4 separate regions of the Homo sapiens genome follow, and regions 1, 2 and 4 are each linked to region 3. Evidence: chromatin loops called from intact Hi-C (ENCODE). Cell type or tissue: endothelial cell of umbilical vein. All regions are shown on one strand. Region 1 overlaps CAV2-DT (CAV2 divergent transcript). Region 2 overlaps LOC105375463 (a long non-coding RNA gene). Region 3 has its middle 12 kb from the start of CAV1. Region 4 overlaps CAV2-DT (CAV2 divergent transcript).

The links. Peaks named below come from ENCODE experiments on the same cell type or tissue, not always from the same donor. Only the 100,000 strongest peaks of a DNase experiment are listed, where the experiment ranks them.
Region 1: it touches region 3 in a loop (4-fold over the local background); 31 of 110 quality-filtered maps call a loop at or near these places.
Region 2: a loop joins it to region 3, with 3 times the contacts of the local background. A loop is called at or near these places in 10 of 110 quality-filtered maps.
Region 4: it touches region 3 in a loop (5-fold over the local background); 12 of 110 quality-filtered maps call a loop at or near these places.

Annotation. Positions count from the first base shown.
Region 1 is chr7:116,439,951-116,447,950 of GRCh38, reverse strand. The region is part of intron 1 of CAV2-DT (CAV2 divergent transcript); the gene reads left to right. Among named protein-coding and RNA genes, the nearest start is that of CAV2-DT, 56 kb to the left of the region's middle. RefSeq lists an enhancer at 4,274-5,473. In endothelial cell of umbilical vein, no CTCF peak of the experiment used is centred here; DNase peaks (open chromatin) are centred at 4,650 and 6,230; H3K27ac peaks cover 3,417 bases.
Region 2 is chr7:116,324,781-116,332,780 of GRCh38, reverse strand. The region is part of intron 6 of LOC105375463 (a long non-coding RNA gene); the gene reads right to left. Among named protein-coding and RNA genes, the nearest start is that of TES, 120 kb to the right of the region's middle. RefSeq lists an enhancer at 4,632-4,926. In endothelial cell of umbilical vein, no CTCF peak of the experiment used is centred here; DNase peaks (open chromatin) are centred at 4,770, 5,380 and 7,050; H3K4me3 peaks cover 2,718 bases; H3K27ac peaks cover 4,488 bases.
Region 3 is chr7:116,508,770-116,516,769 of GRCh38, reverse strand. No RefSeq gene overlaps it. Among named protein-coding and RNA genes, the nearest start is that of CAV1, 12 kb to the left of the region's middle. RefSeq lists enhancers at 4,527-4,576, 4,587-4,966. In endothelial cell of umbilical vein, no CTCF peak of the experiment used is centred here; DNase peaks (open chromatin) are centred at 209, 4,539 and 6,379; H3K4me3 peaks cover 1,090 bases; H3K27ac peaks cover 4,392 bases.
Region 4 is chr7:116,422,057-116,430,056 of GRCh38, reverse strand. All of the region lies in intron 1 of CAV2-DT (CAV2 divergent transcript), which reads left to right. Among named protein-coding and RNA genes, the nearest start is that of CAV2-DT, 73 kb to the left of the region's middle. In endothelial cell of umbilical vein, no CTCF peak of the experiment used is centred here; a DNase peak (open chromatin) is centred at 3,516; H3K27ac peaks cover 1,835 bases.

The DNA of each region.
Region 1 (8,000 bases), 69 kb after region 3:
ATTGTTTATTTTTATTCTTACTAATTTGACTTGTTAATGATTCAAAAGTATTAATCCTGTGTAAGCACACAGAAATACCTACATATGAACTTGTCCTTAAGTTTTTGAGGATCTAAAATGCATTCTGAGGGAGCTTTTCAGTATGAGGAACTTTTCCTTATTTCACTTTAGAGGTATGATTTGTATTTTAGGAATTGTTTGCACAGTATGCAGACAGAAATACTGAGCCCAACTTTTACTTTTTCTTCAAGTAGGACGTCAAGTTTGTATATAGTTTATTCATATCTAAATCCCTGTTTTTATTAAGTTGCCTTCAGTGTCTTGACATAAAGATTAGTTTCATAAAACTTGAGCTGTCTAGTTAAACCTGTTTAATGTTTACTTTGCATAGCAAGCAAATCCCTATATTTCTAAGAGGGAAGTTTGTGTGCCCCTAACTAGGCAAAGAAGAAAAGATGAGTTAGGGGTAGGGGAAATACTAAAGACTCGATTTTATTATTATTATTATATTAATTATTTAAAAAGAGTTTTAAAATTTTGATAGCTTTTGGGGAACAAGTGATTTTTGGTTACATGGATGAATTGTATAGTGGTGAAATCTGAGATTTTAGTGTACCTGCCACCTGAACAGTGTATGTGGTAATCAATATGTAATTTTCTTCCCTCGCCCTCCTCTTACCCTCCCTCTTCTGAGTCTCCAATGGCCATTATACCACTCTGTCTGCCTTTGCGTACCCATAACTTAAAGACTCGATTTTAGTCCTGACTCTTCTGCCAGCTTTCTTAAGTCAGTTCGTGAACTGACTTAAATCAATTCTTGTACACTTATCCTGTACTATGTTTCAGGAACTGAAGTAGAGAGACAAATAAAATCCCTTTCCTTAGAAAACACACACAGCTTGGTTTGGAAGGCTGGTAAGTACAATCCAGTGTCTGTGACAATACGTAAACAATGTGACAATACACACATCACCAAAAGGGGGTTTGGGACAGGATGCTTATGTCCTGGAGGAAGGGATATCCTACTATATATATAAGACACCTTGGCAGAGGTGGATGCAAGTTTAGTGGGGTCTGAAGCTTATACAAATTTTTTGTGTATGTGGGGAGAGAGGGAGTGGTTTAAAATAAAATGAAAAAAATTAAGTACATGGCTTTGGAAGAGAATGGTGGTGAAGTGCCCTGCTGTCTTAGCTTCCTTAGCTTCAGGGTAAATCCCCCATCATCTCCCAGGGGAAAAAGTAGAAAATGTTCTGGGAGTCAGAGTTTGAGAAAAAAACTGCCATCTAGGAACTTTCCAGTACAGCTAGCAGTACAGAGTGTCAGTGCTGAAGGGAGACGTCATCAGAGGGAGACGTAAGGAGGGACAGGATCTTGAAGGATCTAACATAACTAGGACTTAGACGATCTTTCCTCCAGAATTCTATCTGAATATTACAGGAAACAACTGAGGTATTTTTTCTCTCTTTTAAAGAAATTTAATTGTGGTAAAATACACATAATAGAACAGTTGCCATCTTAACCATTTTTAAATGTACAATTCAGTAGAGTTAAGTATATTCATATTGTTGTGCAACCAATCTCCAGAACTCCTTTCATCTTCCAAGACGAACTCTATACCCATTAAACAACTCCCCATTCACGTTTCCTCCCAGCCTCTGGAGACCACCATTCTGCTTTCTGTTTCTATAAATTGACTCCTTTAGGTACCTCATATAAGTGGAATCATAGAGTATTTTTGTCTATAAAGCCAACCTCTCCAAGCTGCCTGATCTCAATGCATTCCATATGAACATTATTAAATCTTTCATTATTTGTCCTATTCTAAATATAGTTGATGTAAAGAAATGACTGAGTACTGTTGATTTCCGTTCTATTCCAAATTTTAATTAGAAAGTGTTTGTGAGAGTTTAAACAGCATAGTTTGTTCCCAGAATTTTATCTCTTTTGTATCTTTTGCCCTAGTGACAAATATGCAAGACTTGTTTCATTTATGACCTTGTATGGTAGCCCCTTTGGTATGGATTAATTTGTTTAATGAGATGTTTAAGAAAGACAGCTGGTTAACAAATTATTTCCTCTCATGTATTTCCAAATTTGCGTTACTTAAAAGATGGCCTTGGAAAAAGGTCCTCATGAGTTTGAGATTTTTCTAGTGAATGCCAAAAGAAGTCTTGTTTATGGCCTGATTCTTCAAGGACACAGTATCTTTTTGTTTAGTATGCATCATTTTCAATATGATTTTCATGGCTGTAAAGGGGAAGCACATTATTTTCGTGTATTAATAGAGGCACCAAGATAGAAACTGAGAAAGGTGTGAGAACGTCTGTTATGTTTTCTAGCATTTCATAGTATGAAACCTTAAGACTCACATTATTAGTTAAGCCTTTGTATAATAACAGAAACTCACCTTTTGCCAAAATTATTTAATTATATATTGTTCATACCTTAATTATTTGATGAATGGATAAGGACGACTAGAGGCAATACCGTGAAATGGAATTTTGGGGGCATCTTGCTTACTCTTCGTGTGTCTTACCCCTCAACTAGCATTCGGGTGACCTTATGATTTTTGCTTCCACCCCAAACACACCCTTCCCAGCTACACCCCATGGCGTGCATTGTACCTACGATGGTACAATGCCATCAGCCCTTCCACTTTTAGGAATAGTTCCATTCCAGGCATTGTCTGATGCCAGGAACCTGCCAGGGCAGAAACAGATATGTTGAATGTTAACGTTTGATAGTTGTTTAATGTGTTATTCCTCTAGGTGTATTTCTATTTTTGTATAATAATGCTTGGAAAGGAAATACATACCTCATTCTAACAGGGAACTTGCTATCTGAAATGAGGATATATTTTTGGCAGGAAGTAATTTTACTTATAATATTATATAGTCAACAAATAATTGCATGTATAGGATTAACTGTGTGTGGTGCTTTCAGAAACTTGGTTAGATGACATTAGAAAGGGTCTCAGAAAATAGTATATAATACATGTGCTTAGGACTCAAAAATAAGTAGAAAGAAAAAATTAAGTTACAAGTACTTCCATACTTTCTCCCTCTGACCACGTCTATAAGAGAAATCTGAATTTGTTAGCTTGGTCTTTGTAATTTCTAAGAGATATGTTGAATCTGCCATCTTGGTTCCTTGCTTTCTGTGCCATAAAATCAGAGAATGGGGAAAGGAGAAGCAAGGAAGGGGTATCTGCACTAGAAAGATTTATTCAAGGGGGAAAAAAGAAAGACTTGAGGAGAAAGCAAAAGAATGGAGAGAGGTGAGGAGCTATACAAATTTTGTTTGGAGACTGAATTTAGTGGGAATTGAGAGGAAAAGGGGGAGAGTCTGATATTTAAGACAGATGCAGGGTGCGGGAGATATGGAAAGGAATGGGATAAATGGAATTTTAAGAAGTGTTGCTGTAGGCAACGATTGGACAACCTTTAATATCTTTCAAAAATGCAAACAAATATTGAAATTTCTTTGTGTAACTGCATCATGTTTTGTTTTGTTTTTGTTTTTTGACTTTGTATTCTTCATCTCCAACTCGGAATCAGCCACGTCTCCAAAAATTCATGTGTACTCTTAGTGAATAATGGTACTTTGAAACTGAGATCTGGGTTCTAGATGTGCTATGCTACTGGAATGTCCTTGCTCTTTGCCCCTTCAGCATATACCTACGCTGAGTATTCTAGTGTGCCATAATAAAAGGATGATGCAAGGTACTTAAACTTGTCTTTTGGCTTTGGCATAATGTAGAGTGAGGAAAAGAGAAGTTGTTTTAAATATATGACTTATGACTTATGTATGCTGTTTATTTGTATCTTTCTATAGCTGTGCTGTCCAAAATGGCAGCCACAGCCACATATGGCTATCTAAATTTAAAATAAAAGTTCAGTCCCTCAGTTATACTAACCATATTCCAAGTACTCAGTTATGACATGTGGCAAGAGGCTACTGTACTGGGTAGAGAGTAATAGAATATTTCCATCATCAGAGAAAGCTCTATTGGATAGCACAGTTCGACAGAATGCTGCCTCGTAAGGCAGACAAGTATATTTATTGGGAATTGTGTTTGTTCAGCTGGTCTTCGGAAATCCACAGGTATAGAATTATCACCAACCAGAGCCTTAATTCAACAGACACTGATGTGTATCTTCTTTTGTCACATTGGCTATTTTTCCCATTCATATGACATACTATATAGATCACTGCTTTGTTCCTGTGAAATATCCCTGTGGTTTTAAAGACCCTAATAGTTTGAATGACTTCCACTTATTGCAGACTTCACTATGTTCCAGGCGCTGTGCTAAGCACTTTATTTGCACTATCTCACTTAATCTTTATAACAACTTTATGTTTTAGATTCAATTAGTATTTTATTTAATCTTTACCTCATTTATAACAACTTATAACAACTTTATGTCATATGTACTATTAATATCTCAATTTTACACGTGGGAAAAGCAACATGGAGAAGCTAGGTCACTGGTTCACAGTCCCACAATAGGTGAGGAGTGAAGCCAGAATTAATTGTGGAAGAGTAAAGGTAGTGGAAGAATATGTATTTTTGATACTCCCTATGGGAAGCTTTCCAAATACTAAAACTTGGAAAAGGCATTGTTTTACTTTCATGAACAGAAATGCACCACAAAAAATTACACAGGCATTAGTCACACCTTTTTAGATTTCAGTTATGCATCATGCCTTAGTCACACAAATTCCTGATCTGGGAGTGTTTGTGGAAAAATGTTTATGCCCCCTCCCTCCTTCACCTCTCTCAGATACCAAACTTCCTTTCAAATTCCCAGCTTCTCAATAACAGAGTATCTTCCTAATTCTGGCTCAGCATCACTTTCCACACCTAGGACCCCAACACACATTCTTTACTCTTTTAACAATATAATAAAAAACTATTTAAAGATAATTTACATGTTAATGTCTCATACTAAATATGCATATCCATGTTTTAAAATTGTTTATTCTAAATAGAAGAATTTCTTGGGCAAATGTATATATTCTTTCCTTTAGAAGGTTTCACATTTTTTATTGGCATGTATTGATTTTACTTTTTGCATTGACTGTTCCTCTACCATTACACTTTCTTGTACTCCTTAACATTATATAAAAAGTATTTCAATGGTTTCTGAGCTCTTACATTTAACAGTGGAGTAGAGGTTTTCTTTCCTAAAGAAGTGACCCATCCGGGCCGGGTGCGATGGCTCACGCCTGTAATCCCAGCACTCTGGAAGGCCGAGGCGGGCGGATCGCGAGGTCAGGAGATAGAGACCATCCTGGCTAACACGGTGAAAGCCAGTCTCTGCTAAAAAATAGCTGGGCATGATGGCGGCCGCCTGTAGTCCCAGCTACTCCGGAGGCTGAGGCAGGGGAATGGCGTGAACCCTGGAGGCGGAGCTTGCAGTGAGCCGAGATCGCGCCACTGCACTCCGGCCTGGGCGACAGAGCGAGACTCCGTCTCAAAAAAAAAAAAAAAAAGAAAAAAAGAAGTGACCCATCCGTGAGGAAGCATAGTGGTCAGAGTCCTGAAGCTCAGCGCACAGAATCACTTTCTTGCTGTTTTCTACCCTTCAAATATTGCACTTTCTCCCTATCATAAAATCTGCCTTGGTGGCATCACCAGCTCAGGCTTCATCAGACCTGTTTGGAAACAGGTTAGACTGAACTGACTGCCTAAAGCTCCTTCAGATCTATATTTGTAATAAAGATTAACGTCTGAAAAACATATTTTGCCCAGCAAAGGCAAGCATCACAATATTATTGTGACATGTTTTTTCTTAGATGTTGAAGAAAAAAAGTTTTAAAAGATCCAGAAAGATATTTATAAAAAGAATTTAATAAAATTTCAGAGAATACTAAAAAAATTAGGCATAGTTAGAAATAAAAGTAAAAGAACAAAGATTTTACTGTGGCCTTTGGCCTCAACTAAAAAAAGTGAACTTGCCCTCTTCAAAATGCTCTTCACTTATTATATAGTCGTCATATAAAAGAAAAAAGACTGCAGGGAGATTCCATAGGTTCAAATCACTGAACTCTATATTTAGAGACAAAAACAGGAGAACTCTCATAATTCCAACACGAACCAGAAGTACAATAGTTTTAGAATCACCCAAATTTCCTTTGATATTCAGCTACACGGAGATCTGAAAGAATTTTCCGATCTTACTTATTTTGGAGCTGCAGCTGGATAATTAAACACATGTGGCAGAAACAGGAAGGCCTCATTTCCTCAACATTTTCCCACTCTGCTCTTTAAAGGGAGTATGAAAATATTTTTGTAAAAGGATGGGATTCCCTGGGTTTCCTAATAGTTGAAATGAGTTAGTCTACACTAAAGTGTTACGCTTCTCCCCTCTGGGTAGAGTACCTGTTTCTGTTAATTCAGTTTTCTTTTTTTAATTTAAAGAAATTCTTGGTAATTACTTATTGAGTAAGCATATTAATATGTAAAATGTAGTAGATTATTGTGAGATCACAGTAGGTCCATTATTAGCTATTGAAAGACTCAGAGGAAAAATTAAACAAAAATTAATCACTAATTACCTTCTATTTAGAAGTGGATTTCTACTTCAAAGTAGCATCACCTAACTTAGGAGAATTTATGACTTGTTTTTCATTTTACTTCTTTGCATTTTCAATTTTGCTAATGATGAATTTTTGATATTTGTGTGATAAAAAAGGAGGAAGAACAAGAAAATAAAGCATTTGCCTAATCCATTTTGCTCATGAGTCAAGGAGGGCAGGAGCTAACCCAAGGGCTTCAGTCTGGCCTTCAATACATCATTCTCTCTCATAGATAGGGTTTTTGCCATTTTCATCACCATCTAGATCAGTGTTGTCCAACAGAACTTTCTGTGATGATAGAGACATTCAGTATTTGTGCTGCCCAATACTCTAGCCACTAGCCACATGTGGCTATTGGCTATTGCACATTCTATAATGTAGCTAATTTGACAGAGGAACTGAATTTTAAATTTATTAATTTTTAATTAATTAAGATTTGTATGTCATGTATGGCTAGTGGCTTCCATATTGGGCAATGCAGACCTGGATTTATCCAAAACAAAAATCAGTCTCGAGCATCTAAAAAGTGTACCACAATTTGTGATTACACAAAACTGCATTTATTTACATATTTATTTAGACACTATAAGATACTAAGATTCTTACAGGATTTCATTGCATTACTCTTAATTACTCTTTAACTAATAGTGTCACAATGCAATTCTAGCTTACCTTTGACAAGTATGGCGTTTGATTTTACATGCCTCAGTATATTCATTTGTAAAATGAAGACTAAAATGAGTGCCTACTTCACAATGTTTTTATGAAAATTCAAGGAGTGAACACATATCAAGTGCTTCAGAAAGTGCCTGGTTCATGGAAAGTACTATGTAAGTGTAAGCTAGTATTACTAAAACAACTAGGCATTTGAATTTATGAGTAGAGGCCCTTTAATCATTATTATTATTTCTGGTAGGTGCAGTGAGTTTTAAAAAATCATAAGAGAGAGAGTCAGGGAGAGATAAGGGCTGAACATTGAGAAGTGGCTGAGGTCATGGGGAATAGACTAGGCTATGAATAGAATTCATGCTACTCCCAGAAGGCCAGTGGACATTGTTCCAAGACATATTTTGACATATTTGGCTAGTAGGTTGGTTTGTATTTTTTGATGTTAAGGAAAGGGGGTCGGCGGTGGTAGGAGAGAAACAGCAGTCTAAATTGCTAGTCATCTATCAATTTTTTAAAGTAAGTTTCATGAAGACAGAGAACATATCACGTATCATGTATCTCCAGCACCCTGTGCATTGTTGGTAATCTACAAATATTCACTGGATGAATAAATAGAAAGACTTTTAAAAGAAGCAGGACATTGTGGAGAGTGTGGCCTCATGCGTTGGTCTGAACATTGTACTACATGACCTTTAAGGTCTTCCAACTCTAAGATTACATGATTTCATGTATAAACAACACTTGAT
Region 2 (8,000 bases), 180 kb after region 3:
TGTTTTCATATATAAGGTTTACTTCTCTTTATTTTATAAATGTAATCAGCACAAACTGGATAAAGAAATATTATAAGGAAATAGCCATTTAACCCTAATTGCTATCAGAAGTTCACAAAGGAAAAAAACATTCTAGATGTACATTGTCCAGTTTATAACCGTGGATGACTTGTTCACCAAAGGCTCTTCTAACACCTCAAACACAACACATCCAAACTTAGAGCCGACATACACTAAGGTGACCCCCAATGCATCCTCGTTCTTGTTTAATTCTCTCTTCTTGAATGTAGGCAGAGCCCGTGACTTGCTTCTGACCAATACAATATGCAAAGGCAGGATTTCACTCTTTTGATGAGTGTATATTGTATGCCAAAGATGGTGGATTGTCACTGCCTTAAGTATACAAGACTCTCTTAGCACACTGCAACTAGAGATTCTCCCATTGGCCTTGAAAAAGCAAATGGCCATGTTATGAACTGCCTATAGGGAGGCCCAGGCAGCAAGGACCTCCCTTTAGGGCTTAAAGTTTGCCTTAGCCGCAACCAATAAAAGGCTAAGACCCTCAGTCATACAACCACAAATACACAAATTCTCAAAAAACCTGAAAAACTTGGAAAAGTGGATCTTCCCCAGTCAAGCCTCCATATGAGAATGCAGCTTCCAGATGAGAATGTAGAATGCAACCTTGATTACAGCTTGTGAGCTTCTGAGCAGAGAGCTTAGCTAAGCCATACCCAGACTGCTGACCCACAGAAACTGTGACAGAGTAAAGGCATATTGTTTTATATTGCTAGGTTTGTGGTAATTTGCTATACAGCACATAAAACAAATATGCAGCCTAAACTCAATTGTGTTTCCCAAGCTTCTTGTATTTTCTTTGTATCAGCGCAACTATCTTTCTAGTGAAATTCATCTTTGATTCCCAAAGTCAAGCAGCTACCAAATCCTGCTGATTTTATATCTAAACCATCTCTTGTGTGATTCCACTTATCATCAGTTCTTACCAAGACAGCTGCAAATCTTTTCCTTCCTTGGGCCCTCATGGTGCCTTTATTCTGTGCAATGTTGGCAAATTACTCTCTCCAAAGCTGTGCTTCCCAAAACACCTTCTGTAGATACTAGTCCCATGAAATATTCACTATACTGTAAGCTCCATACGGGGAAGAAAGGCAGCTGTTTTGTCCACCATTGTATGCCTGATGTGAAGTAAATATGTACTTTAGAAAATAATGAGTACACAGATCAGAATGTTTCTGGAAGAAAATTGTTTGTATTATAAAAATAGAAGCCTGATAATTTTTGCTTCAGGTTTTAAGAGGGAATTTAACAAATTATTTTTCTATCACAAGAATTTTCACAGCAATCAGAATCTCAGAACAGATGTGAACTATTAGTAGGATGATCATACATCTCACTTCTGGCTCCCCTTTCACTCAAAATCATGCAGGTTGAGAAGATAAACTTAAGGTGATGGGTGGTGGATGAGGTGCTGATGCAGAACACTAGATCAGATAACCAGGCAGTTTTCCAAACTCTAGCCTCTAGCATATGCTTCCCTTTTAAATATAAATGAATTGAGAGGAAATGTAGAGGCTTGTGAGGCTGAAAATTCTTGATTTCTTTTGTTGTTAAACCATTACAGTTTGCCAAGTCCTTTCACCCTGATTGTAAATCTCAAAGGGAATTCAATCCCATGTGTTTCTGATTAGTTTACACTTGAATTATCCAAAAGTTTTGTAAGACCCATTTGAATTCCAAAAACCTTTGTGAAGCTTTTTTTTTTTTTTTTTTTTTTTTTTTTGGTGGTGGTGGTGGTGGTTTGTTGGGAAGAGATTGTTGGAAGGATAGGCAAAAAGTGAAAACAGGTTATTTTGAGTTAGAATTAGGATCACAAGGAAACCTCTCTAAAATGGTAAAATACGCAACATAATCAAAGTGAGTCTTAAACATGAAATTTATGTGGTTCAAATCAGTCTATAATGTGGCACAGTGTAATTGCTCATTTTTGAAACTGATCTCTGCCTATAGTACCCACATAGCTCATAAATATAGCATTTGTATAATGCTACATAGAAAATACTTTCTATTTCCAGATTAGAATAGAAATTATTTTAATTGCTTGTTCATGTATCATTGAATATTAATGGAATCTTCTCCATTTAACGAGGCACAGAGAATTTCCGAAAGGAGGGAGAGCAAAGAAACATTAAGCCATATGGAGATTATCAATGTTATCACTCTCTGTCAAAAGGACTGAAAGGTTATATATACCAAATCCCAATATGTGCAGTCATATCATCTGCTGAATATATTTGAAAGTTAATAACTGTATGTAAAAATAAAACTGTGGCATCATTACATTTTAAGAAGCATTGCAAATGTATTGCTCCACATAGAAATGCACACAGACTAATATTAAGTCATGCTCCATGCTTCTTGTCCTATTTCTTGCTAAGTTTGAGTGTCTGGAATCCTTAGCTGAGTGCCAGTGAGTCTGGAACTCAGACAGAAGCTGCCCAGCCTCACTGGCTCTGCGTATTACAGGCTGTATTTGGTCCTGATTTACTCTACTGGATATGGTATCTGAGTTTAATGATGGATTTCATGTAGAATGAATACAGTAACTTAAAATTATGAGATGAAACTGCCTTACAAAACATTATTTCTTAACTTTCTGAAATTTGATGCCAGGACACATCCAGGATTTGAGCATACATCTGTCAGTTCTCAGCTCCCTCCCCTTAGTTCCAACCATCACCAATCACACTCAACACTTCTTAGTTTGGAACAAAGAAGCTCACTACCATCATGGTAGAATTAACTTGTAATGAAATTCATGCTTACCACATCCTATGAACAGGCCAGGATTTTATAGAACATACTTGATTCCTTTGGAAAACATGTTTATTTTTGAGTTTCTAAGCAGATGCATTTCTGCATTTGAATAGCAGCTTGCCAAGAAGTTCTGAAATCTAGCCATTTTAATAAGAAAAACCAAAATAGTGGTACAAGTTCTTGACCATCTGTTACTGCTCTTACAGAGAAGATTACTGCATTGGGTGGGAGGGAAGAGTACAACAAATCCTTAGGTACCAACCAGTTCTAAGACTCTATTATTCAAGCACCTCAGATTCATTGATTATTTCATGCAATTTATTGTGCTTTACTTTGGGACTAGCTATGCACGGATTTGTGTTATCTGAGGTGCATAACTAAGCTTCTCAAGGCTAGTCTATCTTCACTAATATCTTTTCTACTTAATCCCTGATATTCAAAATATATTTAAAGGAGGTGGGAGAGGAAATGCTTCCCATGTCACATTATAAACAAGGCCTAAAATAAAATTACTTTAGGGAGGGAGAGAATACACAGCAGTTTTAATTTTCACTAAGGTGGAAATGACTGATATCGAGCCTATTCAATTAGCAAATTGTGATAGCAGACACTAGACATCCCTATAGGTATAAGGAGGACACTCCAGAGGGAAGGACAGCCAGAGAAAACAGAAGGTGGAGAATGTTACCCTTTGCTTTAGAGTCAGCCTGTCTAGCTTTATAGCTGGTTTATACATCCCACAACTTTAGACTTCATAGTTAAGTACCCAGAGTATAGGAGAGTCCTCAGAAGTGGTTTGAATGTGGCTGGGTGTGGTGGCTCATGCCTGTAATCCCAGCACTTTGGGAGGCCGAGGCGGGCAGATCACCTAAGGTCGGGAGTTCGAGACCAGCCTGGCCAACATGGTGAAACTCTGTCTCTACTAAAAATACAAAAATTAGCTAGGTGTGACAGTGGGCTCCTGAAGTCCCAGCTACTTAGGAGGCTGAGGCAGGAGAATCGCTTGAACCTGGGAGGCAGTGGTTGCAGTGAGCCAAGGTTGCGCCACTATTCTCCAGCCTGGGTGACAGAGTGAGACTCCGTCTCAAAAACAAAGCAACAAACAAAATAACACAAGTGGTTTGAATGGTTTCTTATTTCTCTCTACAAACCTTGGAATTATCTTCATTAGGTGAAAAAGGGCAACAAATATATAAGTTTAGCTCTTAATTACATGCTGCAGAAAATGTAAAGAAGTACATATGGTAATAGCCAGTTTTCAATACAGGTAACACAAAAGGAAAGGGAAAGCTAATCTTAAAATGAAATCACCATCCTAATGAATTACCAAAAAGTGTGAAAAGTACTTTTACATCAAATGAAAAAATGTAATCTTTATCAAATTTATTTTTTACAACATTTATATTTATTGATCTGAGGTAGGCTTTTGTTAGAACAAAATTAATAGTAAATACTGAACAATATGTCAGGCATGGGGCAAATTGGTTTCTGTTCTTTACAACAAGCCACTATGACCCTATTAGGAAATGTTTTAAAGGCGTTTCTTAGCATTTTCAACAAAATATTTGTACTCCCTACTGAAAATAGCTTAATATGAAGTCCCAAAGGAATTCTGTCTGCCTCATAAAATTGCTTTTGGAGTTTTCAGTTTCTGGCCTCCTCCTTCCAAATGCACAGTGAATATATGGTGGAGTTTTGTCTAATTCTTTCAGTAGAGGAATTTTGCTACATTAAAATAATTTGTTAATTCATCATTTCCATGGTAAAATAGAAATTACTCACCCTGATTCCTAATACGATCAACATAACTTTGCTTTTCATACATAAAGACATTGGTATGAAAAGGAAGCATTCTCTTCCTTCCATCCATATGCTAGCCTGCTTGAGCGGTCGTGTACTATGACTATGGAAAGCATGACCTCAAATTCCAGCCACACCACTTCCCAGCTGTGTACCGTTCAGCAAGTCACTTGCCCCCTGTAATGACTCAACTTCCTGGTCTGTAAAATAGAATCATAGTGGCCACCACCAGAGAGAATTGCTGAGGGGAGTAAATGAGAGCATGAACGTAGATTGCAGCACAGCGCCCATCATGCGGGATGCTTTCAATAACTGTGAGTGATTTTTTCTATTATTAATTAATGCTTTTCTTGGATTTTCTTAACTACATCATATATTTCTAAAACCAATACTCTCTGTTTTTACTTATAAAACATAAATCTTCCGTAAGTAAATAATTATAGACTGAATGTCAATTCCTGGCCAAGTGCAGGATATACTGAGGCCATTATCTGGTGAATGCAGGGTTTATAGATAGCCTATCTCAATTATTTAGAACCTAAAGTGGACATTAAGATAAATTTTAAACATTTCAAAAACAGAACTGGTTGTCACACAGTTTAATAAGCAAATTTGACCCCTAAAGTCTTTGAATAAATGCAGAGATATGGCTCATTATACATTTAAGCTTTCATTTCTACATGTTAACAATTTACTGAGATAAGCAAATATAAACAAAATGAACACTGTGGGAAAGTGTGTTTGATATTTTAAAACTCTTGTCAAACTAATTAATTCAAATGTGTCATTCAGGCCATTATTAAAAAGTCAAAAAATAACAGATGCTGGCGAGGCTGCGGAGGAAAGGGACGCTTATACACTGCTGGTTGGAATGTAAGTTAGTTCAGCCATTGTGGAAAGCAGTCTGGAGATTTCTTAAAGAACTCAAAGAAGAATTACCACTTGACCCAGCAGTCTCATTACTGCGTATACACCCAAAGGAATATAAATCATTCTATCATAAAGTGACATGCACACGTATGTTCGTTGCAGCACTATTCACAATAGCAAAGACATGAAATCAACCTAAATGCCCATCAACAGTAGACTGGATAAAGAAAATGTGGTACATATACACCATGAAATACTACGCAGTCATAAAAAAATAATGAGAACATGTCCTTTGCAGCAACATGGATGGAGCTGGAGGCCATTATCATAAATGAATTAATGCAGAAACAGAAAACCAAACACTGCATGTTCTTACTTATAATTGGGAGCTAAAGATTGAGTACACATGGATACAAAGAAGAGAACAATAGACACTGGGGCCTGCTTGAGCGTGGAGGGTGGGTGAAGGGTGAAGATTGAAAAACTGCATATCGGGTACTATGCTTTTACCTGGGTGACAAAATAATATGTACACCAAACCCCCGCAACATGCAATTTATCTATAGAACCAACCTGCACATGTATCCCTGAAACTAAAATAAAAGTTAAAAAAAGTCATTCATTAGGTATTAAATTCTGAAAGACCAAACCAAACAAGATGGAAAAAATAGAAACCATCAATGTTTCTGTCTCTACTGGGCCATTTCCATCATCATACAACATAGGACAGTTATCTCCTGTCTTAAACATAAAAATGAATAAATGAACCTTCTTTGTCTCTATGGTCTCCTCCAACAACCACGTCATTTCTCTGTTCCCTTTTAAGACTAAACTCTAGGCCTGTCTTGTCCTAACAACTGTACTAAAAGCTCTCTTATCGAGGTCCCTTAAAACCCCCACATGGCAAAATCCACTGGCATTCTTCATTCTTCATCTTTGACCCAGTTTATTACTTGGCCACTAGTCCACTACTCTATCTTATTTCTTGACCTCTAAACACTGGAATGCTGCAGGTCAGGCTTTGTGTGCTCTCTCTACCTGTGTTCCCTAGGTATCTTTATTCAGGCCTCAGCTTTTTAAATATACCTATAGATGGATGAACCCAAATTAGATCTCCAACACTGAGCAGTCCCATGAATTACAGATTTGTATATTCAACTGCCGCTTTCATATCTTCACCTAAATGAAATACAGGCATACCTTGGAGATGTTGTGAGTTCTGTTCCAGACTACCACAATAAAGTGAGCCACACACGTTTTTGATTTCCCAGTGCGTATAAAAGTTATATGTTTATACTGTAGTCTGTTCAGTGTAAAATAGCATTATGTCTTAAAAAACATGGACATATCTTAGTGTAAAAATTGTTTATTACTGAAAAATGCTCGTGATCATCTGAATCTTCAGTGAGTCATATTCTTTTTGCTGGTAGAGGGACTTGCCTCAGTGTTGATGGCAGCTAACCAGGGTGGGGGCTGCTGAAGGTTGGGTGGCTGTGACAATTACTTAAAGTAAGACAGCACTGAAGTTTACTGTATCAATTGAATCTTCCTTTCACAAAGAATTTCTCTGTAGCACGTGATGCCGTTTGATGGCATTATACTCACAGTAGAACTTCTTTCAAAATGGGAGGAAATTGTCTGAAATCCTGCTGCTACTTTAACAACTAAGTTTATGCAATGGTCTAAATCTTTTGTTGTCATTTCAACACTGTTCATAGCATCTTCACCAGGAATAGATTTGATCTCAAGAAAACACTTTGCTCGTCCGTAAGAAGAGATTCCCAATCTATTCAAGTTTTATCATGAGATTGCAGCAATTCAGTCACATGTTCAGGCTTCACTTTTAATTGTAGTTTCTTGCTGTTTCTACCACAGCTGCAGTTACTCCCTCCTCTGAAGTCTTGAACCCTTCTAAGTTAGTTTTCCGTGGGGATTCGAATCAACTTCGTCTAAACTCCCATTCATGTTAATATTTTTACCTCTTCCCATGAATCACAAATGTTCCTAGTGGCATCTAGAATGATTAATCCTTTCCAGAAGATTTTCTGTTTTCTTTATCCAGATCTATCGGAGGAATCACTGTGTATGACAACTGTAGCCTTACAAAATGCATTTGTTATATTAGGCAACTTGAAAATAGAAATTACTCCTTGATTTATGGGCTACAGGATGGATATTGTGTTGTGTTAGCAGGCATGAAAACAACATTCATCTCCTTGTACATCTCTATCAGAGCTCTTGGGTGGCCAGGTGCATTGTCAATGAGCATGACATGGTTTGGCTCTGTGTCCCCACCCAAATCTCATCTCTAATTGTAATCCGCATGTGTCTGGGGAATGGCCTGGTGGGAAGTGATTGAATCATGGGGGCCGATTTCCCCCTTGCTGTTCTTGTAATAGTGAGTGTGTTCTCAAAAGATCTGGTTGTTTAAAAGTGTGTGGCACTTCCCCTTTAGTGCTCTCTGTCTCTCTCTCTCTCCTGCTTTGCCATGGTAA
Region 3 (8,000 bases):
AATGCACCATTTTATAGCATACTAGTGAGCTTTTAAATAGCATATTAGGGAAACATAGATTTTATTATTAACAAGTAAGTAATTAAAAATCCTTTTTGATTATAATGAAATGATAAAGAATAAAAATGCCTTTAGCCCCTTAATACTACCCCAAATTATAAGGAGATATTAAACTTCCATGTTTTTCTTAAGTTAATGTAAATATTTGGGAGTAGTTCTCCACAGAAGCCCTTTGTGTTGTAACCCATCTGGCTTTAAGTCAGGGCTCCATTATTTAACAAAGGAAACTCTCTTTCCTTTTGGCCCTTTCCCTAGTAAATAAACTACTTATCAGGAGTTGGTTTTACCTGGGGAAAATTTATCTCTGAACCACTCCTTTTGAGGCAATGATGCTTTAAAAGAGTAAAATATTTTACTCTTTTAAAAGTATATATATATATATATAATATATGTATATGTGCTTGTATATACACACACATTATATATATGTATGCAAGTTGATTTTTCATATATTTTTTTTTTGAGACAGAGTCTCGTTCTCTTGCCCAGGCTGGAGTACAGTGGCATGCTTCACGGCTGACTGCAGCCTCCACCTCCCAGGCTCAGGTGATCCTCAGCCTCCCTAGTAGCTGGGACTACAGGTGTGTGCCACCAGACCCAGCTAATTTTTATATTTTTGGTAGAGACAGGATTTTTGCCAGGCTGGTTTCGAACTCCTGGACTCAGGCAATCCCTCCACTTCAGCCTCCCAAAGTCTAGGTTTACAGCATAAAATAAAGTCCGTCTTTAAAGACTCTGTGGGTGTGTGTGTTTCTATGTGTGTGTGTGTGTGTGTGTGTGTGTGTGGATGTAGGTTCATGTGGTGAACATACACATAAGTGATCTGCTCTTCATACAGAAATTTACTTTCTTGTAATCATATGATGAGTTTGTTTTTTCACTAATTCCAGGGCAAATCTTTAATTGCAACATCAGCTTTTGTGCATACTGGAGAATGGGGTTTATTTCTGCACTGCTGGTTTTGCCTTCAAGCAACTCAGCTAACTTCAGAGGGAATGTGAATGTGTTTTAAAGCAGGTGTGGGGGATTTAGTTTTTGGACAGCCAGTAGAATCTTCTCATAGAGCCAAACAAATGAACTCTCTGTTAGTTTCTTCTCTTGTCTGTCTGTAGCTACTTTATCTTCATCTCTTTCCGTGTCTTACTCAAGCTACTTACTAGATAGATCCTTGCTACTCAAAGTTTGATCTAGGGACTTGCAGCCTGAGCATCCAGGGAGCTTGTTAGAAATGCAGAATCCCAGGACCAATCCCAGATTTACTGAATTTGAATTGGCATCTTAACAAGATCCCCTGGTGATTCCTATGCTCATTTTATTTTGAGAAACAGTAATGTAGGGGAAATAAAAACTTTAAACCTGAAGATGTTTAAAAATGCAGAAGTTATGCCAGCAAATATCACTCTCCTATGTAAGAACCCTGAATGGAGAACAAAATTCCACAAATACACACAAAAGGAGACTTTATATCATGGGAAGAGCAGCAGCACTGCAGGCTGGATGACTTACAGGGAATCCCAACTCAATAAAATGAAGGAACATACTATTAAAGAAATATTTGTAAGCAAATTGAAGGATACATCATTTAAGGGGGAACCCTACAGGCTAAGTTGGCCAAGGTGCTTGCAGGGAACTGGCAGTTCTTTCTATTTCTATAAACTGAAGGCTTCTTGGAATGTGAAATCAAGAATTACAAACTGGGCAGTAGACAGGATTATTATTATTTTTTATTTATTTTTGCTATGAAAGGGCTTGAGCTGTATTAAGTTATCTCATTGACCACACCAAAAAGGTATTGGTGAACAGCAAGAGTTGAGGTGGCACCAATCTATTAACTTCATAAAAAGAACAATTTCTTAGGGGCTGCTTCAAAGTAGCCCAAACCTATCCTGCATTTTGGAGAGTCCCATGCCCTGCAGACTTCATTGCAGACTTCAGGGATTTTCCTTTCCAATTCTGAATATTTCTTCAACTCTAAGAACCGTAAAATCATGGAAATCAATAGATCCCTAGCTCATCACACATCATAGAGCCTGGTCTACATCTGATCTGCCCCAGATTAATGCTTATCATTGCCAAAGTTCTTCCAGGAAAATTGTTTTACAATCTTCTATTTGCCATTTTCCCTTGTTTGAACATACTGATGGTCACAGTTTTTTGTGTTTGTGTGTGCCTAGTCAAATAAGATTGTTGCTTAGGATAACCCCACATAGGATTTCTTTTCCTCAGAAAAAAAAAAAAATAGTCTTTGTTTTTTTTTTTTTTTTTTTTGAGACGGAGTCTCGCTCTGTCACCCAGGCTGGAGTGCAGTGGCGCGATCTTGGCTCACTGCAAGCTCCGCCTCCTGGGTTCACGCCATTCTCCTGCCTCAGCCTTCCGAGTAGCTGGGACTACAGGCGCCTGCCACCACGCCCGGCTAATTTCTTTTTGTATTTTTAGTACAGACGGGGTTTCACGGTTTTGGCCAGGAAGGTCTCGATCTCCTGACCTCGTGATCCGCCCACCTCGGCCTCCCAAAGTGCTGGGATTACAGGCTTGAGCCACCGTGCCCGGCCAAAAAAATAGTTTTAATAAAAATCAGTTTACACAGTTATTTTTTTTCCTAGGACCCTTCAATCACTTCCAGGACAAATAATACCAACAATGCTGATACTTTTTTAGCAATCTAATTTTAAAAATTGTAATAATCATAGGATTTTCCTCGTCTAAATAAAATGTATATTAATGATTCAGTTGATTGCTCACTTGGTTATTCTATATGATAACAAATTATTTTTTGGTGTTTTATTTCCAGTGCTTTCATCATGCCCCTCACTCCACCCATCCCATCCCCTGCGTGGCCCCTGCACATACAACATGTGAAATTGATTGAATAGACAAGAAATTCTGTGGGGATCTTTTCATCTTGTTTATGTTACCTAACCCTGAATAATGTGTGCTATTCCTATGTCTGCCCCAAAAAGGCTACAGATAACTGGAGAGAAAGGGTTGGTTGCATCTTATGCTTCTTTTTATGTATTCTAGTGTCATGATTTCCCATTTTTTCAATCTAATTCTTGACTTTGATACTGATCAGTTTACCACTGTCACTTTGTGAGAAAATATGTAGAAACTGGGTGCGATGGTATGCACCTGAAGTCCTAGAAACTGGGGAGGCTGAAGAGGGAGGATCACTTGAACCTAGGAGATTGCACTACTGCACTCCAGCCTGGGTGATAGAACAAGACCCTGTCTCTAAAAAATAAAATAAATAAAATTTATAATGAGCAAATTATTCAATAGGAGAAAATAAATTCATATATGGTTTTCCCTGGGATCTCCAAGACAAAGTAACTGACAATAAAATTGGATAACATAAAAGGATGTACAAACTGACAAGAAATTTCCGACAAAATGAAGAAAATACAAAATAAGGATTCTGTCTAGAAAACAATATGTTTAGTCCAAACTGAAATTATTGCTGTAATTATTAATATTTTACATGTCAGGATGTTTAGCATTGAGAAGAAAAATCATCACTGGGCTTTTGATACATATTAGGGAAGTCTGTGTGAAGGAATAAAATGCTACAAAATTTACAAAAAATGAGAATAATGGCATTTGGGAACTATTTTTCTGACTTTAGCTGGAGTGTAAGGTCTAGAGCTCAGATCCTAAGGAGAAAGAAAGGGTGTGCCCTGAAAAGCGGCATACAGGGCTGGGGGAGGGGTTCAGGGATTAGATGGAGGCCGAGTGAGGAGGTTACATGAAGCCCAGGTGCTAGCTTGGGACAGCTCTTACAACTGAGGACATGAAACTGCCTCCATTGATGGGAGAATGGAAAAAAAGGTGCTTCTCAGAGTAGGAAAGGTGGATGAATGAAAAAAGAAGATTTTGGCTGGAAGCCATAAGAACAGCCATGGACACATTCTTTCAGGAAATAGAAAATCATCTCTACAGTGATTAGGAGTGTGGGCTCTGATGTCAGGCTCTCTTGGCTCACATCCTGACTGTGGTCTAGGGCAAATTCTTTAACTTCACAGCATCAGTTTCATTATCTGAAAAATGGGAATGACAGTAACATTCCCATCGTAGGGTTATTGTACTGATTAAGTAAATGCCCAGAAGATTATAAGTGCTCGACAAATCTAAATACTCCTGTTATTGTTTGTACTGAGATCAGAGGTCTCCCAGCCATATAATACATAAAGAATTTCAACCAGTTTCCTCCTCAGTAAAATAAGCGTGGTGGTTATTCCTCACCACTTGCCTCCCTGCGATGTGGAGTGTGCATCCCTGAAACTTTCCAAATGACTCCTTGTTTCACTGCCCTAGTTAGCTGAGACAGCAGTTGGCTGGAACCGATGTGCCAGTCAGTTAGAGAAACAGGTCCTGCATACTGCCCTTCTCTCCCCTTTTGTTACTGGTTGGTGCTCGGTGACAAGTGACTGGGAGGCAGGAAAGAAAAGAATGCTCCAAAGATGACCTGCTGCTCTCACCTCTTCCTGATCCATTTATGTCTGAGAGAAATATTTGCCCTTGGCTACGTGCTGTTTCCCACTCTGAGTCATGTCTCTTCCTTTCTCTCATCATCCTACACCCCTACCTTTTCCTATAAAGGCAAAATGATTTCTCCAGTCACACAGCTGAGCTGAATGACCTAATACGTCCAAGCACAGGCAGATAGGTGTCCCTGTCCTATTTTTGGTTAATTGTTGAAGTGGTGTCCTCTGATTTCTCTGACTGCAGCATGGTCTTTCTTTGCCGCAGACATGCCGCAACAGTCAACAGCACAGAGAGGCAAGGCGAAAGAAGACACAGATAGATGGTCACAAGTTACAGTTTCATTTTCATTTTCAGTTGCACGCTTCGGCATTGTCTTTAGGGCACATGGTTCCAGCAGAGCCCTCATGCCCACTCCTAGGGTCCTATTCATTCAGTAAGACAAAAGCAACTTTCCTTTGTGGATAAAAAGAAAAGTCTTTAGCTGACTTCAATTTCCTCCACTCCTGTTCAGATTCCATGCCCCTTTCACTAGGGATTTGGGTTGTCCAAAAGCGAAACTGGGAAGGCTGAAGGCCATGTGATTGGAGCCTCTTGTTTCCCTTTGTCACAGCTTTCTCTTTGGTGACATCTCTTTTAATCAGTGTATGGTGCTCTCATATTGTGCTCAGAGCTCTTATGCTTGGTTCCCATATGTAGTTTTCAACACTCCTTTCTCAGATCACTTGTTCACCTAAAGTAAATAGATGACTGCTAATAGATTGAAATGTTACCCCACTCAAGGGTGTGTTTCACTTAAAAAAGTATCAAGATGTCAAGTTCCAATGGCAGCATTTCAGGTACAATCCAAAGCAAGAAACTGGAGAGTGGGCACAGAAATGTCTTAAAAATTTAGCAAGGGGTGCTTTATTTTGCTCATTTTGCTATTTTGGGGTGAATAGGGAGAAGAAATTGGGATGGTTAAATTATAGTTGCCAAACTTATTTTTATTCCTAAAAAATATAAACTGACTATCTAGTATACCTGTATCCTTTACTCCTCCTCTGTCAACTTCTTCCCCTGTCTTCCCTGCACACATACACAACTTGAAGGGAAGAAGTGTACCAAATCCTGATTTGTGATAAATTACATTCATTGTGGTAATTTTTCTTTGCAGCTCTACTTACTATTTTTTTAAGTTTCTTAAAGTAACATGTAACCCTGTAAAAATTCTGTAAGCACTTGTTATCTTAAACAAACATTCTAAAATGATAAAGTTGCAAGCTAGAAAAACTAAGCTATTATTTGTTTGATTTCTCCATTATGTTATTTAATTTGTCCTGGGATTCAGATGAGACAATGTGTTTTCTAAAATGTAAAACCCAAAGAAACAATCTTTCAGTGTTATAAATTTCAAAGTGAGGAATAGAATAGTAGATGAAATAGCAACATTCTAGAAAGCATGAAAGTGTGTTTCCAGACAAGTTTCTAAATGCTAGGGCTTTCTACCCCTGAAGAATTAAAAGTAAATTTTAGATACGAGAATGGAGACTAAAGGCAGGCATTACCCCAATCGATAAAATATAAAATGGTTTATATACGTTTTTGTTTTCTCAACTTAATGATTCATGAGTGAGAAAATGGTGGGAAGGAAATTTTTATTAGAATCAGTACATTTCAAATCCCTTTTGTAAAGAAGAAATTATGAAGTTTTGTGCAATTCCCACTCTCAGTTCTGCAATTATCCCAAGCTTTCTCCAGTTATTTATTTACATAATCATTCATACAGAAAATATTGATGGAACTCATTAAGCACTGGGCACCATTTCAGAATCCCAGCAAACGTGAAGTGATGTTTTTGGTTCTCAAATACCTAACTAGCAGTCTAATGGTATTAGTTAACAGGGTTACTTTTACAACGTGACAGGTGATAATAGGAATTTGTACAACATTTTAGATGTAGACACAGAAGAGGCACTTAATGTGGAAGAGTTTTGGAAACAGATAAGAGTGAGGCAGGCATGAGAAGAAAAACAATGCTGGCATGGGTACACAGGAGTAGCACGGGTTGTTCAGTAAAGCTACAGAAGAGTTGCTAACGATGACAACGGGTTGATGGCGAAGGCCTTGCATATGCTGCTCAAGAACTTGGAATATTATTCTCAGGGCAATCACATACAATTGATAGTTTTAAGCAAGGAAATGACAGGGTAGTCTTGGTATAATCACGTTTTTTTTAAGAGAAAAATGGATTGGTGATCATATTGAAGGCAGGAAGTGAGGTCAGTTAGGAGGCTGTGGCAAATAGCCAGGCAAAAGAGAAAGATGGCAGTGATTATGGGGCATAGCAGTGATTTTGACAGAAAATCTTAAAATGAAATAGAGTCATTCCTCGGTACCCTTGAGGGATTGGTTCTAGAATTCCCCTGCAGATATAAAAATCCTTGCATACTTAAATCCCGTCATCCCTGCAGAACCCAAGGAGGTGAAAAGTCAGCCCTCCTTGTCTGAGGGTTTTGCATCTTGCAATACTCTATTTTGGATCCAGTTTGATGGTGGATGAGGAACCTGTGGATACGGAAGGCTAACTGTATTTACTGAAAAAAAATCTGAGTATAAGTGGACTGAGCAGTTCAACCCCATGTTGTTAAAGGTTCAATCGCAAATTCTAATTAAGATATAATTTTTTTCAGAAATTCATAATAATAAAGACTTAGCATTGATAAAAATCTTAGGATCTCTGTTTTAATGAATTGAGGCCAAATACAGTCTCACAATCAATAGAAGGGTGAAAAGTACATGCATTAATTATTGTATTTATAGCACACCTATCCTGTAATTGATTGAAAATTCACTGATTTAAAAAAATATTTTTGGACTGGACAGCTAGGTTGGTTTTCATATACATAGCCAAGTTTTCATCCTGCTGAAGTCACAGAAAACAATGAGATAGGAAGCTCCTGAGAGACCATTTAGTTCAATTCTTTCATTAACGATAAGAAAACTGAGAACCCAAGATTAAACCCTTTGCATGAAGGGATACACCTCAATAACGGCAATGCTGAGACTGGAATCCAGTTGCCTGACTTCTAGGGCAGGGCTTTTTTCACTACACTCCAACAACTTTCCAAGAGAGGCATCAAAATAAATTAATGGGATGTGGATGACTATCAAAAAGATGAATTTTTAAAAGTTCCTGAAAACTATAAAGAACATTTTAAAAAGCCAAGCACCTGCTTTATTATTATAGGTTGGTCGTTTTTCCAGATGAACTGACAAGAAAATGTATGCCAACATCAGCAACTACTCTTCACATACTCACTTTCCAAAAATAATTTTGGACTCTAGTCTAGCTTCATGGTACAGGTATCCAAGTGCCTGTGATTTATATTGTTACTTTCTTATTTTAAAAATTGGAAACAAATTTCAGTTTATTTAGGATTAGCAAGAAGAGACTATAAAAAAGAAGAAGTATGGTGGGT
Region 4 (8,000 bases), 87 kb after region 3:
GAATACTTAAAAAATATATATCATTAATATCCCTGAAAACACTCAAGAGATAGCATATTAATAAAATAAGACCAAGAAATTCTAAGAAAGAAAATATGTCAAAAAGTAAACATGTATGAGAGTCAAAATACTTATCAATCAAGAATAACAAAATAAGCTGGGTGCGGTGGCTCACGCCTGTAATCCCAGCACTTTGGGAGGCTGAGGCAGGCGAATCACCTGAGGTCAAGAGTTCGAGAGCAGCCTGGCCAACATGGTGAAACCCCACCTCTACTAAAAATACAAAAATTAGCCAGGTGTGGCGGTGGGCGCCTGTAATCCCAGCTACCCGGGAGGCTGAGGCTGGAGAATCACTTGAACCCGGGAGGCAGAGGTTGCAGTGAGCCGAGATCAAGCCACTGCACTCCAGCCTGGGTGACAGAGCTAGACTCCGTCTCAAAAAAAAAAAAAAAAAAGTAACAAAATAAAGTGTAGCAATATTATCAGTTAAAATATAATCTAAGGAATATTTTAACTTAACCTAGGGTAATTATTGATAAAAAAGAAGCATAATCCACCAAAATAATGACAGTCATTAAACTTAAATTTTAAATATATAATGCAAAGATTGATAGAATACAAGAAACAAGTAACAACTACAATCGAATGTAAAGTATTACTATGCTTTTCAAAATTCAATTATTTGAGTAAACAAAAATAAGAATTGCTATAAATTTTTTTAAAAGAACAAGTTTGATTAGATATCTCTAAGAAAAAGAGAATATATGTATTTTTCAAACTTTCCAAATTAAATTAACCAGGTAGGAAATTTGAATTTGTAGCAAATTCTAAAGAATATGTCATATATGCTACACATATTTTTCTTTTAAAAAAATGTTTTTTCTGTCTTTGCTATCTGTTCCCACTGTTTTTTTTATATATATATATATTTTTACACACAGGAAGGGGAACATCACACTCTGGGGACTGTTGTGGGGTGGGGGGAGGGGGGAGGAATAGCATTAGGAGATATACCTAATGCTAAATGACGAGTTAATGGGTGCAGCACACCAGCATGGCACATGTATACATATGTAACTAACCTGCACATTGTGCACATGTACCCTAAAACTTAAAGTATAATAATAATAATAATAAAATATTTTTAACATAATACATTAAATAAAAAAATTAACAATTAAAATACAACTAAAATATCTTTTTATGGAAACTTTAAAAGACTTATTTAGAAAACTGTTGGCTAAAGAGTAAATAAAAATGAATAATAAATATTATAAGTGAACAATGAGAAAACAGTACATTACAATATGTGAAATGTGGCCAAAGCTGTAGGCAGAGGGAAAATTTTAGCCTTAAGTGCATTTGTTAGAAAAGAGAATATATTGGGGGAAAAAACGCTAAGCATTCATACCAAATGTGTAGGAGGAAAAGAAAAAACTTGAATTGTTAAGAATAAAAAGTAGGAGAAAGTGGAAACTTAGTAAATGTACAAATTGTTTTTGGTAAAATACAGAATCTGTGGATTGGTCAAGATAAAAAAGACAGTACAAGTACATAGTATAATATTAGAAATAAGAAAATGAACACAACTAAAGGTAGAGGGAAGGTTTTAGAAAGAGAAAATAATAGCAAATACAACTTTGTACTATTTTATCTGTAACTTGTATAAACTGTGTAGGCAAAAATAAATAATCTAATTGAGTACATCTTGTTGTTCAAATAATGTTTGCCTAGGGCCACTGGTGACCATCTTTCTGGACACCTGGAGGAATCTTCTTATTTGCAGTAGAAGAGAATAATGCTGCACCCAAAGAGAAGCAAAGCTAAGAGATATTGTTGAAATAGAGATGACAGGAGAGAGAAACAGAGAAAGAGTGAGCCCTGGCCAGAACCACTCTGTTTGGTTCTCCGGTATGGTTCTTGGAGTTGTATTAGAGAACACAAACTAAAGAACATAGCAAAAAAATGGCTTCTGGAAACTCTCATGCTTGATGTCTAGAAGAATACCTTTATAGAAGAATATAATACAATAAAAGGTATTAAGTCCCCACATGACAAATGGCCAATGCATTCTTTCAAGGAAATAGTGCATCATGCCCATATCTTGTTTCCTACATTTCATTTATTTGTTTCTGAAACATCTCGGACAAGACAAATATTCTGCAAATGTTCATGAGAGTACTTATTTCTGGAATTGTACTTTTTTTCTTCAACTATTAAACTCCTTAAAGTAGGGAATTAATGCCTATACACCGAAATAGAAAAGTGATTAACTTTAATGGAACCACATGTTGCTAAGGATGGAAATAGATTTGATTGACTTTGGGCTTTAACAAAGGAATTTTAGTCATAGTCTTCAGCATTCTCTTTTTTTTTAAACCATGACCCAGGAAAAATCTTCCCAAGGACTGTATTTCATCATACAGAACAGAAAATGGTTAATGCAGGTGCACGAAAGTAATTTTCAAATCTATTTATAAATGAAACATGGATATGTGTGGTGCTTTGCAGAGGGAGAAGAACAAGAACTTCTAAAAAACCTATATATAGTCTCTGTCTTAAATAGGTACCTTTTAGGCAGTAGTTTCTCATCACTGTTTGACTTAGAAGTTTTGTGAGAAATGTCGTATCCAATTTCAACATAACATTGGAAAAAGACTTATTTTAAGTCTGATCCTTTGGTTCAGGTGCTGCCAGGAAAACAATTTAATATGAAAAGACCCTCCTTCATATGTCTGAAAAACAAGCACAAGAAAGAAGCCCGAAAAAAAAATCAGATTACATTAAAAATCATTAGGAAGTAACTCTAATTTGGGGGGGGGTTCAAACCAGGTTTCTTTTACATAGAATTTATACAGGAAAAAAAATCACCATCATACTGATCGTATATGTAAAACTAAGGCTTCTATTCTCCCCCATCATTTCATTAGCTACACGAGTTTGAATAATGGATTAAATATGAAGATCTCAAAAGAGAAAAGTATCTAAAATTGAGTTTAAATCAAAATTAAACATCCAAATTGACACCTCAAGTCCAACAGGTCCAGCTGACCCTAGGGAGATGAGACAGCAAGTGTAGGGGATTCAGTCATGAAGAAGGAACAGCATTGGAGATAGTCTTGAGGACAGTTCATCCTAAATGCTGCCGTTTCTATGCCAGAAGACTCCTTACCTTTCTTTTTCTTTTATTCCTATGGATGATTCTTTCTTTTTCTGAGGGCTCCACTCTTAAATATTTGTTCTTTTGGTCCTAGATATTTTTTTCTTATCTATGACTTGGCTTCATTTATCAGGTCCAAATGTTGACCTCTGCCGTGGATGGCAACTTCATGCCACATTTTCAGTGTAGTGCCCCATCTGTATTTATTTACTTTATAATAGAGTGTTGGCAATCTCCTGGAATGCTGTTTTCAACTTATCTTTATGATTATACTCCTGAGATAATACAACTCACAGCTACACTGAGTCCATTAAAGTTATGGTGACATTGGCTTTAAGCCCAGCTAGAAAAAAAAAAAAATATGCCTTGACTTCCAGTGAGTGGAATTTCTGAGTCACACATCCTCGCCCTAGTGTCATATGCAGATGCATCCTCAGAAGACCTGAGCAATTCTGAAGAGGTATTTCCATGTCTTAGTCAAGGATCTCCAAAACAATTAGCTAATTATTTAATTTATTCAAAACATGTTTTTTATCTTCATGTGGTGTCATAAAATTTTCATTCCAGGAGACCTTGCTTGATATATTTATTACATAATTTTCTAATGAAGACAAAAGGTCCATAAGGGACTATGATCCAGGATTTTCATTTCTTTTCCCTGAGGAGCCAGGTACTAACTCTTGATCATAATTTGAGAAAAGCAAGGTTATTCTACACACTTCTCACACACCGTTGGTGGAAATGTACAATAATCACTTTGGAAAATAACTTGGCAGCTTGTAAATCGTTGACCATAGACTTGCTATATGATCCAGTCATTCTATTCCTAGATATACCACATATTCAGACCAAAACTTACAGCTGCTCTACTTTAAAAGTCAAAACCTGGAAACAACCCACATATTCATCAACTGGTGGATGGATAAAACAAACTGTGACATATTCCCACAATGAAATACTATACAACAATAAAAGTGAACCATTGATACATACTGCAACACAGATGAATCTTAAATATTTATGCTGAGTGAAAGAAGCCAGAAGGAAAAGAGTATATACTACATGATGTCATTCATATAAACATCTGTGACATGAAACCTAATATGCAGTCTCAGAAAGCCGATCAGTAGTTCCTGGGGAAGGGGTGGGGAGTGGGACATAAATATAACAAAGATAAAGGAAAACTTTAGGAAGTATAGAAATGTCTATTATTTTGAGTAGGTAATGTTTTCACAGAGTAAACATGTCAAAAATTTCCAAACTTTATACTTTAAGTATGTATAATTTATTGTATATCAGTACTATCTTAATAAAGCTGTAAAACAAAACTTTGTTCCTAATGAATGGTTACCTCAAAAATGCCAGACTAAATTCCATAAATGAGAGTACAGACCTATTTTCTCTATATGCAAACTTGCAATCCCTTAATTGATGTAGAAAGACAGTATTTGTTGAGAATATAGTCTTTGCTCACAATTCTTTTTTTAAAAAGTGAAAGAGTCTCTTAAAGTGCACTGAGCTTGGTACATTAGTCACTTTCATATAAAATTATAAGTAAAGGTCTTTTCCACGTGGGTTGTGTGGGGAGGGAGTCAGGATGAGAGAATGTGCCTTCTGCTCGTTTTTTTTTTGTTGTTGTTGTTGTTTCTCATTTTTCAAAAGGCAATTTAGACAGATTTGACATTTTCTTAAAAGACAGCAGATATATTGAAGTGGCTACAAATGGGGGGTTTAGGCTGGGCATGGCGGCTCATGCCTGTAATCCCAGCACTTTGGGAGGCCTAGGTGGATGGATCACCTGAGGTCAGGAGTTCAAGACCAGCCTGGCCAATATGGCAAAACCCCGTCTCTACTAAAAATACAAAAATTAGCCGGCCATGATGGTGTGCACCTGCAATCCCAGCTACTCAGGAGGTTGAGGAAGGAGAATCGCTTGAACCTAGAAGGCGGAGGTTGCAGAGTGAAGATCGTGACACTGCACTCCAGCCTGGGTGACAGAGTGAGACTCTCTCTCAAAAAAAAAAAAAAAAAAAAAGGCTGGGCACAGTGGCTCACACCTGTAATCCCAACACTTTGGGAGGCAGAGTCGAGTGGATCACAAGGTCAGGTGTTCGAGACCAGCCTGAGCAACATGGTGAAACCCCGCTTCTACTAAAAATACAAAAATTAGCCAGGCATGGTGGCGTGTATGACTGTAGTACCAGCTACTTGGGATGCTGAGGCAGGAGCATCACTTGAACCCAGGAGGCAGAGGTTGCAGTGAGCCGAGATCTCACCACTGCATTCCAGCCTGGGCGACAGAGTGAGACTCTGTCTCAAAAAAAAAAAAAAAAAAAAAGAGTGTGGGTTTTAGAGTTAGCCTCTTCTAGCTCAGATCCAGCTCTGCTCACCTTTGGTCAGTGAATTAATCTCTCTAAGCTTTAATTTCCCCATCTTAGAGATGCGGATAATAGAAAAACATATCTCATAAAGTTGTTTTACTGACCAAATAAGATAATGCATAAGAAACCTTTAGCATAGTGCCAGGCATAACACACAAAATGTCAACTATTATGCAAAATCCTTGACAAGTTCCCAACTATTATGCAAAATCCTTGACTAAGTTTCCCTGTGGGGAAAACTAGAACTGAGCAGCCTGAAATGGTAGGGGGCAAAGAAGGAGGCTAGTGGAGACCACTATAAAATTATACTTTGGCACATTTCCTTTGTTTGGAGAAATAACACTACACTGCTGGTGTAAACCAGAGAAATAAACATGGAGGGAAGCTGTGATGCAAAAAATAATAAAGGGACTTAGCTAACACTCTGTGCAAATACATAAACAATCTGAGAAAAAGACATTGGAAATACCATTCTCTGTGCCACCAGAGTACTACTTTCAACTGAAGTGCACTTTTTTGGGGGCGGTGGGGAGTAGTTTGTATTTTGATAATAGATGCAGTTGGTGGAGAGAAAAGGGGATGCATAAGGTGCTTAACTCCTGTCTAGTCCCTGGTTCTACTAACTGCCCATCCAATGACAGACCGAGTAGGATCTGATAGAAAAGGGAGCAGCCAGTTTCACGGGCCGGTGTGTAGTCAATGCCTGAATTCTTTCTGCATTTATGTTGTTTCTTTCCATTTCCTGTGCTCAGCTACCTTTGATTGCTTGATATGCTACCCACACACTCTTGAGTTAAACTTCTTGTATTAATACACAAGTGTTTTCTTCATGAAGCTGTGTCTCATGAAAACTTTAAAAGGTGAGGCTGGATTCCTTGCATTTCTTTTGTCTACACCCTGATTTCTTTGGCACAGCAACAGCTCTTAGGTTTTGGACATTAAAACATATGCTAATAATCATTGATTGAACTAATCTAGCACATATACCAAAAGGTAGCTGATTTCTCTGTGATGGAATGCTAATGAATAAATATGGGAAATGTCTACCACCTTCAATCCTCTTATTAAATATGTTTTGATGGTTATACTTACGGTCATAGTCATTGTTATCGATTGACAGTTACTCTCATTGTCATAGGGAAAGCTCAACTGATAGTTTTCTTTGTTTGATTTTTCAATTCTTCCTCTTCACTCTACCCCCATTTCAAATTTACATTGTTTAATAATTAAGTTGATTTAGTTTGAGATTTTATTTTGGAAAATTTCATGACACCTCTCTAGATCCTTTGCTCTTTAGGTGTCATTTTGGGTAACATTATTTATTCCCTGCTGATGGTACATTTCTTATCTGCCTATGTCACTGTTGAATGTGAACAGTTCAGTTTAGCTTTCTTGTTTGAACATGGTGATTATATTCTTTTCATGGGTACCTATAAATGTGCCAGGCACTGGGGGAGTTATGTTAGCTTTTGAAATCTTTTTTCTTTGCAAATGTCTTTTTTATTTGCCCATATTCTTTCTGTGAGTTTGTATGTTCTCCACAGCTGCATCTGCTGTGGAGAACATTTGTTTTTAACATGGTTATTTGTTGCCAGGGATAATAGGCATCCTAGTTGCACTCTGCCCAAATCTCTGGGAATGATCAATCAGGCAATCCTACTGATAGGCTGCAGAAATGGTTTGTGGAAAGAAACACAAATGAATTGGGCAATTAGAATCAGCTGGGGAGTGTATTTAAAAAATAGTTTTATTTGGCCTCATATGGCTTGTGGCTTGAGGCATATTAGCAGTTTTTGCTGAAAGCACACTGGAAGACCAAACAAGAACCAGAATTTTTACCAGATATATTTGTAATTGCATATATAATTTAATTTGTTCAGTTAATTTGTATGTAAACTAATTATGAATGTTAACTGTAGTAAAATATACTATCCCCATTCCCCATCATTTGGTAGACTAGAATGTAAACTTATTAGTAACATATAACAATAATCCTATATTACGCTACAGGGCAGCAATGTTTACAAGAGAAAGATCTGTTTTACACGTCACCCTAAGGTCCCCTGCAGGTATATGCAGGACCTGCAAAATATAATTCTACTCCTTTAAGAGAGATCCAAAAACGTAGGAGGAGAGCAGGGGGAGTAATCCAGGCATTGATGCTACTCAGAGAATGACTATTACATGAGTAGATACATGTTTAATGTGATTAACACCTTCATTTGCACGTATATTATACTAACAGAGTCTCTTTCTCTTTAATCTATTTTACTGAAGATCAGGAGTGGGATTAGGGTCAGGCAGATGAAAAAGACAACCAAGTCTTGCCACATAATCAAGATACACAAAATATCTTCATTCAAGATGGTGAGGAATTACTCTCAAGTTTACAAAAAGTATTAGTTAAGTCACCATTTTAACTCTGACATTTATTTAAGTACTCTACTTATTTGTGAATA